Regions from separate parts of the Homo sapiens genome. Here region 2 is linked to region 1. A link is a contact called in ENCODE Hi-C or POLR2A ChIA-PET data. All regions are on one chromosome and are shown on one strand. The core of a region is the stretch at or near the end of the contact, and the rest is flanking DNA. Distances in the headings are between cores, read along the strand shown.

Region 1 (5,534 bases), core at 772-3,271:
CATACAACATTTTGAAGCGACCCTCTTCAGTGGGAGACTGTGGAGATGAATAATACTCTCCTCTTGTGTAGCTTATAATTTAGGTAAAAGCTTAGTTCAGAGCACAAGGGGGTTGAATAATGAAAAATAATTCATTTAGTACTGAACGAATTGAGACAATGGGTGTAAATTGCACTAAATCTAAAGTGGAAGAATCCTACGATGAATGCAGTAGCAAAATATAGATTGTCAAAAGGTAGAGATTGCCTGTATGAGTAGAAGATTCCTTCCTGTTCAGAGGGTGGAGGGGCTTCAATTACACTTAGGGAGCAGGGACCAGGTCTGAGAGAGAAAATATTTAAATGATCAGTGAACAATCTGACTAAATGCTACTTATTTGCATATGTATTCTGTTTACTTTGGTTCCCCCCACTTGATCACCCTTCATACATACTGCGCAGGGTTTTGAAACATGGAGCACCAATAGAAAGTCAGCCAAAGCGATAGACTTCTAGGTTGCACAGTTTAGCTTCCTCTCAGTTGTTTCCTATCTATAACTGTCAATGTGGTTTTGCTCTTCTGTGGTGGATATTCAGAGTTCTTCTCTTTCTCTCCACTACATATCATTGGTGACTGATCCTCCTTTCATGAGGAAGATAGTTTATGAAGAAAAATATGGGGCCAACACTCACATTCTAGAGCTTCTTATCAGGAATATTCTTTTCCTATTAGAAGAGGAGAGGAAAACGGGAGAAGGGTAGAGAGGGAGAGATGAACTCATAGAATTGGTTGGCTAGCTTTTATGTACAGGAAGGCTGCGTAACGTGAAGTGAGAACTATTGCTATGTGTATTCCCATAATGAAAACAACAGAAAGTATCTTTTTGTAAAAAGAAAACATTTGGAATAAGAACACAAAAATTAAGCAGTTGAAAGCTTAAACAAGTCAGGAAGGGTGTATTATTCAGTACTGTGATCAAGGAATTCAGGAAAAAATAAATGATCTGTTCCTTCCTGATCCTTAGGACCTATTAATAATTAAGCCTCCTTTTGTCCACTCTTCCCCGACTAAAGAACTTATAGAAATGACACTCGTTCTACCTCATTAGACCAATCAAATATGTTTCCTTAGATAGAGAGGGGAATCTTTTCCCATCCCAAGCATCATTATATATCAAGAGAAATTAGTCACCTGTGTCTATCACAACCTTCCCACCCCATCCTCCACCCCAATGTGCTCTCATTATTCTTTTTTGAGTGCATTCTTATGGTCTCCCATTACAGGAACCTTAAAGCTATTATGGAATTTTAGTATACCTGTATCCCTGTAAGCTCAGTACCCTTAATGATTCCTTTCTAAACTACAGCCAATGCCAGGCACCCTATACAAATGCCTACAGCACTGCTCTAGGGACTCAGGAATTCTACTTTCAGCTTTGAACCTTCTTGTTCTGGTCTGAAGTATCCCATCATCTGCCTTGTCGCCATACGCTTGGACTTTGTATTGGCCAGCTAACATCTTCAGAATGATACATCAGTCAGATGGAATTCCTGACTTTCTATTTTTGCCTGTGGCAGTGTTTATTGAATAGCCCAGGACTCCTAAATATGAGCTCCAATTCTCCCCCACACTGACACCCAAGTCTAGTGCAATCATTCCCAGTCTACTCAGTCTTTATACCGTTTACTCAACCTCTTGCCTTTTCTTGGAAGCAACAAGGTGTAGTAATAAAAGCAATACTGCCATTGGAATAAAAGGAAATTGTTTTAACTCTCAGCTCTACTCTTTCCTAATCATAGAAACTGGAAATTTACTTAAGCGCTGTGAACATTAGTTTTCTCATTTGTTATGCGTAGAATGCTAATGCTTGCCAATTCTTGGGATAGTTGTGAGGATCAAATGAAATAATGTGTGTTAGGGAATTGCCCTGGAAAGCCTCTTTCTGGCTTTGAAGTGCGAAATGAACTATGGAGGAGGTATAGAGCAGAAGATACTGGCAGCTGCCTGATCTCTGTCTGTGTGTGCTGGATCCCTTCCCTTTTTGTTTACTCAAGCATTTTGTTCCTGGAACTGCCCTCTCTGTCTCCCACACCATTAGTTTGTCTTTCTCTATTGGGTAATTCTGGTCAACATACAACCATGCTGTAATAGCTCACATCTGTAAGACTTCACAACAACAAACCTAGACCTTCTGTTCCCCCACCAGGTGTAATTTGTCTGCTCCTCTTTATAATGTTTATTTCCTCCTGCTCTTTATTTTTCAAATTATTATTCAAAACATTTTTCTTTTCTAGAGACAGGGTCTCACTCTGCCAACCTAGCTGGAGTGCAGTGTTGTGATCTTGGATCACTGCAGCCTCGAACTCCTGGCTCAAGGGATCCTCCCATCTCAGCCTCTGGAGTAGCTGTGACTACAGGAGCACAGCACCACACCTGCCTATTAAATTTTTTTTTTTTGTAGAGATGGGTTCTCATTATGTTGCCCAGGCTGGTCTTGAACTCCTAGCCTAAGGGATCTTCCTATTTTGGCCTCCCAAAGTGCTGGGATTACAGGCATGAGCGATCATGACTGGCCTTCCTCCTGCTCTTTATTTAACCTACTCTGTGTTAGTTTGGGTACTCTGAAAAGCAGATACCAAGATGGAATTAGATGGGTAAGAAATTTATTGGGGAAATATCTGTGGAGGATAAAGGGAGGGTGGAGGAGTACCTGGGGAGTGCCTTTAGACTATCATCCAGGCCTGATACCTGGGAAAGGAGAAGGGGAAGGAAGGATAACTGGGAAGGAAGAGTCTCAGACTGTAGCACAGTTCTCGTTTTCCTTCATTTCACAGATAGACTAGGATTCTTTGCTAACACCTCCTTGTTGAAATCTCTAAATGTTGAAATGCCCCAGGACTAGGTCCTCAGCTTCTTCTGTATGTAGACTTACTCCTTTGGTTATGTCTTCCAGCCCCATAGTTTTAAGTGCCATCTGTATGGCAATGTCTCCAAAATTTACATCTCCAGTTGAAAGCTTTCTTTGAGCTTCAGAATTGAAGATCCATCTGTATACAAGACAACTACTTGAAATCCTCTTAATTGTCTAATAGGTCTCAAAACTTGAAATGTTCAGAACAAAACTTCTGATTTTGCTGTGAGGATAATTACTACAGTGGGCAAAAGTAGAAGAGTGAGACCAGATAGAAGGCTATTGCCATAATCCAGGTGAGATACAGGTGAGAGATGATGCGGGCTTGGATGAGTGGTGTAGGGACTTTGTAGATGATTAGGTTACAGACCTGGAGAAGAGGGATTATCCTGGATTATCAAGGTGGGTCCAGTCAAATCACCTAAATCCTTAAATGTGGAGAGGCTTTCCCGGCTGTGGTCAGAGATGTTGTGACAGAAGGGTCAGAGAGACGTGATGTTACTGGCTTTGAAGATGGAGGAAGGGGGCCATGAGCCAAGGAATGAAGACACCCTCTAGAATATAAGAAAGGAGAAGAAACAGTCACATTTCTGACCTAAAGAATTATGAGATAATAAATTTGTGTGGTTTTAAGCCACTAAGTTGTGGTAATTTGTCATATCAGTAACCAGAAACAATCACAGCATGTGTGTCCCATTCCCTGTATCAAAAGCAGGTAAAGACATTAAATGAAGTTCAGAATTGTGATTATTTATGGATATGGGTATTCAACTTTCTGAACTGAGATCATATTTATGGTTAAAATAACACAGGTCTTTCTAGTACCTTGGAGTGGTCATAAAAGTGATGAGCTTTCCATATGTGCCTGCAGGGATGAGAGGAACATCACCCACTTTATCTCATCCCGACTGAGTTAAATTTTAAGGACAATGATAAGTAACTTTTTTGTTTTTGTTTTTTTGCAGATGGAGTTTCACTCTTGTTGCCCAGGCTGGAGTGCAAAGGTGCGATCTTGGCTCATTGCAACCTCCACCTCCCTGGTTCAAGTGATTCTCCTGCCTGAGCCTCCCATGTAGCTGGGATTACAGGTGTGCACCACCACACCCAGCTAATTTTTGTATTTTTAGTAGAGGTGGGGTTTCGCCATGTTGGTCAGGCTGGTCACGAACTCCTGACCTCAGGTGATCCATCCACCTCAGCCTCCTAAAGTGCTGGGATTACAGACAAAAGCCACCGCCCCCGGCTGTAACTTTTTTTTTGGTAAACGGTAAACAAAATGAATACATGGACATGCAGGGACAATGGCACTAAATCAAGGTGGACAACAATATGACTCAAAGAACAGACCACATTGCAGAGAACATAAGCAGACCTTAAGCAATTTAATCAGAAAAACTGAGATGGCTACAGCCCAGTGAAATAGATGGTGTTTAATAAGGTTACACTATAAAACATAGCCTTCCTCAAATTAAAATTTTAAATTTATTAATTAAATTTGAGCTAGAAGTTACTCTTTTAGCCAGAAGGTAAGATGAAAGGGAAAAGTGCCAGAGAAGAGATATGAAATGCACAGAGCAGAAACTTGCCACACAGAGGCAAAGAAACCATTCCACTTAGAAAGTTCCAAGTGGCATTTGAGAGAAAGGATATTGGAGGGTATTAAGAGGGAATAACTGTGAAAATCCCCAAACGGGGTCTGAAATTCCTCTGGCAGCAATCATGGAAAGAGGAATACTAATGTTATAACCATTGTTTCAAAGCCTGGTAGGCCGAAGTTCACTAACCAATATTTGCATGTTTGCATGGGGCACGAATGAATAGCATTTGCAAATTCCATGTTTAAAGTTCCCTTGTTTAGAAATCTGACTTGCTTGATTTATGTCTCCTTAATCTACTTAGGCGAAGACCTTTCCTTGTGTTTTAATATCAAATAGGCTTTAGCATAGACTGGTCTAACGGGACTTTGCTATTGGTGGAGGCTTAATAGGGCATCAGGAGATTATAAGTAAATTTCATTAGGAAGCTACAATCTCTACCTCAGGAAAGATTACATATATATACGTGTGTGTATATACATACATGTATATGTGTGTGTGTGTGTATATATATATATATATATGTAAAAAAGTCAAACATATATACTTTGTAGGGGGTCAGGATATCCCCAGCTTTGCTAGAGGAATATTCTAGAAATACCCTGCAGGGATTACCTGAAGGTTTCTTATATTCCATCTACTGTTCACCTCCAGTTATGAACAAGCTACATAAACTTAGAGCCCAGGATTGCTTGGATAATTGAAGTTTTCCACTTTCAAGCAAACAGCTGAAAAGATCATGGCTAAATATAATTATTGTTTGGACAATGGATTTGATAGACAATAAAAGAGCATATTAATCACCTTTGACTGGTAGGTAATATTAGTTGCTGGTAAGGAGGGGAATTAGGTGGCTGTACTGGAGTTGTTTTCTATTTTTTAGAATTCTGAATTTCTGTCTAATTGTTACCAAAGAAGTAAACTATGAGTTATCCCAGAGAAGGGAAGCTTTCCTAATTTGGCAGACTCTAAAACAACTAAAAGGAACCCTCCTTAAGATGAATGCAGTTAAAAAACAAATATAGTCAGAGGGTTATGAAGATTTCTGT
Region 2 (5,534 bases), core at 1,448-3,947, 40 kb after region 1:
CATCATTTTATTATTTTTACTTTTTATTTTCATAGGTTTTTGGAGAACAGGTGGTGTCTCGTTACATGAATACGTTCTTTAGTGGTGATTTCTGAGATTATGGAGCACCCATCACCCGAGCAGTATACACTCTACCCAATGTATAGTCTTTTATTCCTCACTCCCCTCTCACGCTCTCCCCGGAGTCCCCAAAGTCCACTCTATCATTACTATGTCTTTGCATCCTTATAACATAGCTCCCACTTACGAGAACATACAATGTTTGGTTTTCCATTCCTGAGTTACTTCACTTAGAACAATGGCCTCCAATTACATCCAGGTTGCTGCAACTGCCATTATTTCATTCCTTTTTATGAGGATGCCATTATTTTGGACCAAACTCCTGCACTAAGCCCCAGCAGACTAGACTAAAAACCAACATGGAGTTACCCATGCTCACAAAACTGAAACTGAGTTGTTATGTGGCCTTCTGAGAAATCAGGAGAGAGATAACAGCCTAATTTCCCAAACAGGCCAGTTTAAACCTTCAATCCCCATGATAATGAAGTTCCCTGTTTTAAGTCGTTTTTGTTTGTTTTTGAGACAACGTCTTGATCTGTTGCTCAGGCTGGACTGCAGTGGCAGGATCATGGCTCATTGCAGCCTTGAACTCCTGGACTGAAGGAATCCTCTTGCCTCAGCCTCCTCAGTAGCTGGGACTACAGGTACACACCACCACACCTGGCTGCTGTTGTTCTTACAATATTAATCTGGAGTAACCTGGTATTAACCAATCAGTTTTCTTTCTATTATTCTGTCTCAGTGCCCCACCTTACAAGGAAAGTAACTTTGAAAAGACCAACTTGTTTTTTGTTGTTTCTTCTTTCTTCAGCCCATTTTCTGTCTATAAAGCCAACCACATCTGCTCCATTCATGGGAACACCTATTCTGTTTTACTGAATGAAGTGGTGCCTGAATCTAGAATTGCAATAAAGCCAACCGAGATCTTTAAATTTGTTGTAATTTCACCTGACACTGTAGCATGCTTTGCTAACCTTTAGGGACATTTGAAAAACGATGTCTTAAGAATGTTCCAAGATTTTGGAATTTTTAAACTTTCCATGTTTGCTGTTTTGACTATTTTCTGTCTTTTCCTGTAAGGTTTATTTTTCAGGGCCAGCAGAAAAGGGAAAGCTGGGTAGATGATCCCAGGCCCATGTGGGAGAAGGATAGGTCATGGTTACCTCCAAGTACACCAGATCTGTAGGAGTGATCCAGGTGGTCTTTGGGGAAGATTAATTTGGGGGCAGTAATCAATATGGAGACTACAGTAATGATAAACACTTGAGAAAAACTGGGGAAAGCCAGATGAGAGAGAAGAAACTGAATTCGAATAGGAAGATGAATTAGCAAGATTCAGTGATTGAACAGGGTGTCTGTTATGGATCCTAACAGGCAAGATTTCAAGTCTTGGTCACTCACAAGCTGCACCAGTAATGCCATTGCTCTTGAGAAGACAATCAGTTTAGGAAACTTTCCTTACAGATCAGAATACAACCTTTAGCAAGTATTTACGCAAGCAGTATCTTGGCAAGTGTTCTTCTTGTAAATTTCTTATACTTCTCGTTGTCAAACTTTAAAAAATGCTATTACAGGTTAATATGCAGATGGCAGAGTTAGGAATTAGAGTGTGCAAGTTAATCATTCTAATTGGGTCACTCTTGTCATAGCCAACTAAAAGAATGGAGAAGCCAGTGCTGGGGGAAGCCCTCAGGGCACATAACATTGCTCTAAGAATGGAATTCTCAGCAAGCCTGGCTGCTGAAACCGCCTGCTGTAACCTGAAACAGGTTTTATCTTCAGGTTTTAGCTTCTCAAAGAACCTGCTGCAGCTGTAGGGCAAGCTTTACCAAGCCCCTTCCCTCACCAGTCAGAACTAACCAGCTACCCAAAACTTTACTAAATGTCAACGAACTTTCTAGAAAAACAATAGATAACTTTTTTTAAAAAATAAAACCCCCTAACTCCTCTTTGTTCTTCTGACATACTGAAGACCACCCTGTATGTGTAAATAACCTGAACTTGCAATTCCTGTGTCCCAAATAAAACGCTAAATGTACAGATTCGTCTCTTCGTATTTGACCTCGACAGGGAACGCAAGCAAAACCACACATTTAAAACAGACTTGGTAAAATCAGCTCGTTATTTAAAGAAACGGACGATTCCTTTTTCTCTCCTGGTTTAGTCTTCGACCCACAGGCCCCTTGCTTCTTTCGAACGGCGGCTGTATCCCATGACCTTTTCACTTTCCAAGCCAACGGACTGGGGGTCGTTACACACGCGGAGGGCCCGGAACGCACGGCTCCTCGCCTGCAAATTCCGAGCAGTCCGGATTTTGGGGCTGCCTCCCGGCCACACCAGCCAGCAGCTCGCACCCACATGGAGGCAGGGCCCTGGCCCTCGCCCCGGACCGGCGCGTGGCGGGGCGCGTGGGTCTTCGAGGGCCCGCGACGCGGCGCACATGCCGGTGCCCGCCTCCCGCGTCGGCGAGAAGACAGGGAGCTCGGACACGGGGAGGCTGACCCGGAGCCTACCCATGAGGCAGCGCGCCGGCTGCACGAGAGCCCCCCCCTTTCCACGGCTCGGCTGCCAGCTCCGCAATGGGAGCCGCCGCCGTCGCCGCAGTGTAGTTTTTCGTGCTCCTCCTTTTCCTCCTCCTCTTTCTCCTCCTCCTCAGGGCTCCAGTCAGGCCGATCCGCTCCGCTCACGGTAAGCGCCCCCCCGCCCCCGCCCGCCCTGCGCTGCAGCAGGCAGAGGCCCTCCCGCGCGGCCTGCGCCGCCTCACTCCGGGGGCGCTGGACTGGGGGTCTTGAGGCCGGCGCGGGTCGTCGGGAGCGCCCAGAGCGCGGGGGAGGAGACCGGCTGCGCGGCGGCGGCCGGACCGCCATCTTGCGTCGGCCCAGGCGGGGGAGGAGGTATCCCGGCGCGACGCGGCAGCCGCCTCGGCTGCTGCAGGCCTGGGCCGCGCAGGCCTTCGCCTTCTGCTCCTCCGCCACCTCCTCTCCCAGGCGTGTGCGCCTGTTTGTCCCCAGCCTGGTTTTGGCTTTTCTCTCTGGAGGCAACTCCCTTTGGTACATTTTGTGCCGATGTTTGGCCAAGACCCATGGTCCTCACACCACAGCCCACCCCCGTGTCTCTTCAGTCGTAGGAAAGGAGACCAAAGGGGATTCGGGATTTGCAGGCACAGGGCCCCTCATTTTGCCCAGATGACCGGTCGTTCCACGTTTGCACCCTCATTTTTGTCAAAGAGACCTCCCCTCCTCTGCCATAGAATTCCCGTTATTGTCTACAGAAGAAGGGCCCTGAGGAGAAACGTGGAGTTGGAGACAAAATTTTCTGAGCTTTGCAAGGTTCACTTACTGAGACGGAAAGAATGATCTCACTCTGAGGTTTTAGCCTGCTCCAGCGATGGAAGGAATTCCTCCCAACTTATCGCAAGTTTTAACGCTTTTAAGGAGAAATCTGCTGGAGAGGAAAAACGTCAAGGTGAACCCGCTTCTGCAAGCACGGGAGACCTTTGGCCAAAGGCCTTTGTTTGCGAAGATTTGTTAAAAAAAAAAAAATCTGTCATCTTAAATATTTGGCTTTATTTTCAGGTTTGGACAGAATTTGTCTTTTTTAGTGCCATGAAACATAAAATGGAACGCTAGAAGGACAGTTTTAAAGCACAAAAGCTGCCTCTTAGCATCTGTAAGGTGTCCTGCTTTGGGGGACTGCTGTGCCAACTCCAGCTGTCTCCACGCAGAAACTTAACCAGGGAAGGCACTGGTTTGCTTATACCATTGTTAGGGCTGTGTGCCTCTGATGTTTTAACATCACTACAAATACTGTTGTAATTGTGTCTTGCTTTTGTGCCTTTCATTGATAACCCCTGATTTGTATCTCTTAGCCCCTTTTGAAGTGGTCTGGGTTGCTGGAATCATTTTGCAGGCGAGGAAACAGAGCCTCAGGGAGAGGACTTTAATGAGGTCACTGACTAGGAAGAGCCAAGGCCAATTATATTAATAGAACCTTAGGTCTTCTGACTCCTTCTCCGGTGCTCAACTCTAGTATATACCATTTTTGTGGGAATGAGGTAGATGAGAATAGGCAAGGAGGCTCACTTAAAGATTTTAAGAAACATTACTCAGTTGCCCTTTCGTTGATATTTTTATACTTTACTTTTGAAATGCGGTTGTTATGTTGCCCAGGCTGGTCTCAGACTCCTGGGCTCAAGCTGACCTCTCACCTCAGCCTCCGTAGCTGGGATTACAGGTGTGCACCATCTAGCCTGGCTTTTATATTTTTATTCTCGAGTTAATTTCTTAACTTTGCAACTTGCTATTTTTTTCGAAAATATTGGAAAGTTAAATAGCCCATTTGAACACTTAGTTTTAACGCTACCTTTTTGCCATATTTGCATTTTTCCACTTATCTCACATTCTGTTTTCTGAACGTTTCAAAGTGCATTACGGATATGACAGTTCAGCCCTAAATGCTGTATGTGTGTCAGTATGTATTTTGTAAGAGATCAAGGCCATTTTTCTGTGTAACAATACCGCAATCACACTTAAGAAAGTGAAGAATATTCCTTAAAATCTAACGTGGTGTAGTATATATTCACATTTCCCCCCATTTCTTCAAAATTCCTTTTCAGTCTTTTTTTTTTTTTTTTTTTTTTGAGATAGGTACTTGCTCTGTGTCCCAGGATGGAGCGCTGTGGAGCAGTCTTGGCTCGCTGCATCCTTGACCTCCTTCCTGGGCTCAAGCCATCCTCCCACCTCGGCCTCCTGAGTAGCTGGGAACCCAGGAGCACGCCACCACACTCAGCTAATTTTTGTATTTTTTGTAGAGATGGGGTTTTGCCGTGTTACCTAGGCTGGTGTCAAACTCCTGGGTTCAAGTGATCCACCTGCCTCGGCCTCCCAAAGTGCTGGGATTACAGATGTGAGCCACAGCACTGGGCGAAATTGACCTTTTGAAGAGACCTGGTCTGTAGTCTTTCAGAATAACCCATATTCCATGTTTTAGTGATAGTTCCTCCTGATAGTGTTTAAATTTGTTCCCCCTATCCTCTCTGTTTTCTCTAAACTTGGATTTGGGTCTAAAGGCTTGAATATATTTAGGTTTAATATTTTTTTGACAGGAATACTTCATAAGCCATGCAGTATGCTTCATTGCATACAACATCCAAAGGCACATAAAGTAGGCTTGTCTTATTAATAATCCTAAATTTGATCTCTTAGATAAGGTGGTGACAAGCTATCTTTCCATTGTAAGCATTTCCTTCTGCAATTAGCAAGTCATTTGTGGTGTGATATTTTGGCATTAGTAGTTGGTAGGAATTTACCTGCAGTAATCTGATAAACACAGTTGGGAGCAGTCGTTTAGGTATGGCTTTGGAAGTTAGGAAGAAGAAGAAGTGGAGACAATTCTGGAGGAAATACTAACCCATCTACTTTAGGGAACTTGGAATGCTTCTATGTGTTGGCATCAGAGCCTAGGGAGACTAGGAG

The links. A loop is a pair of places that touch in the nucleus more often than their neighbours do. ChIA-PET counts read pairs that join two places held with the same protein, here RNA polymerase II (POLR2A). Pooled maps may share reads with other maps.
Region 2: a map of Caco-2 shows a loop between it and region 1 (8-fold over the local background). The contact joins the promoter of ZNF280D here to the enhancer-like site in region 1. A Hi-C loop is called at or near these places in 4 of 168 maps with a recorded cell type or tissue (Caco-2, K562, endothelial cell of umbilical vein and 1 more), 2 of 37 single-sample maps with no recorded cell type and 13 of 50 pooled maps. POLR2A ChIA-PET finds 5 or more read pairs at or near these places in 12 of 52 experiments (A549, BJ, K562 and 7 more).

Annotation. Positions count from the first base shown.
Region 1 is chr15:56,769,523-56,775,056 of GRCh38, reverse strand. No RefSeq gene overlaps it. Among named protein-coding and RNA genes, the nearest start is that of ZNF280D, 39 kb to the right of the region's middle. Within about 2 kb of position 2,021, at least 2 of the 41 ENCODE cell types and tissues checked have a DNase peak (open chromatin) inside an H3K27ac peak, as active enhancers do.
Region 2 is chr15:56,730,672-56,736,205 of GRCh38, reverse strand. It overlaps ZNF280D (zinc finger protein 280D), which reads left to right and starts at 2,697. Exons shown (of 22, transcript NM_017661.4): 1 at 2,697-2,748. RefSeq lists a silencer at 2,678-2,947.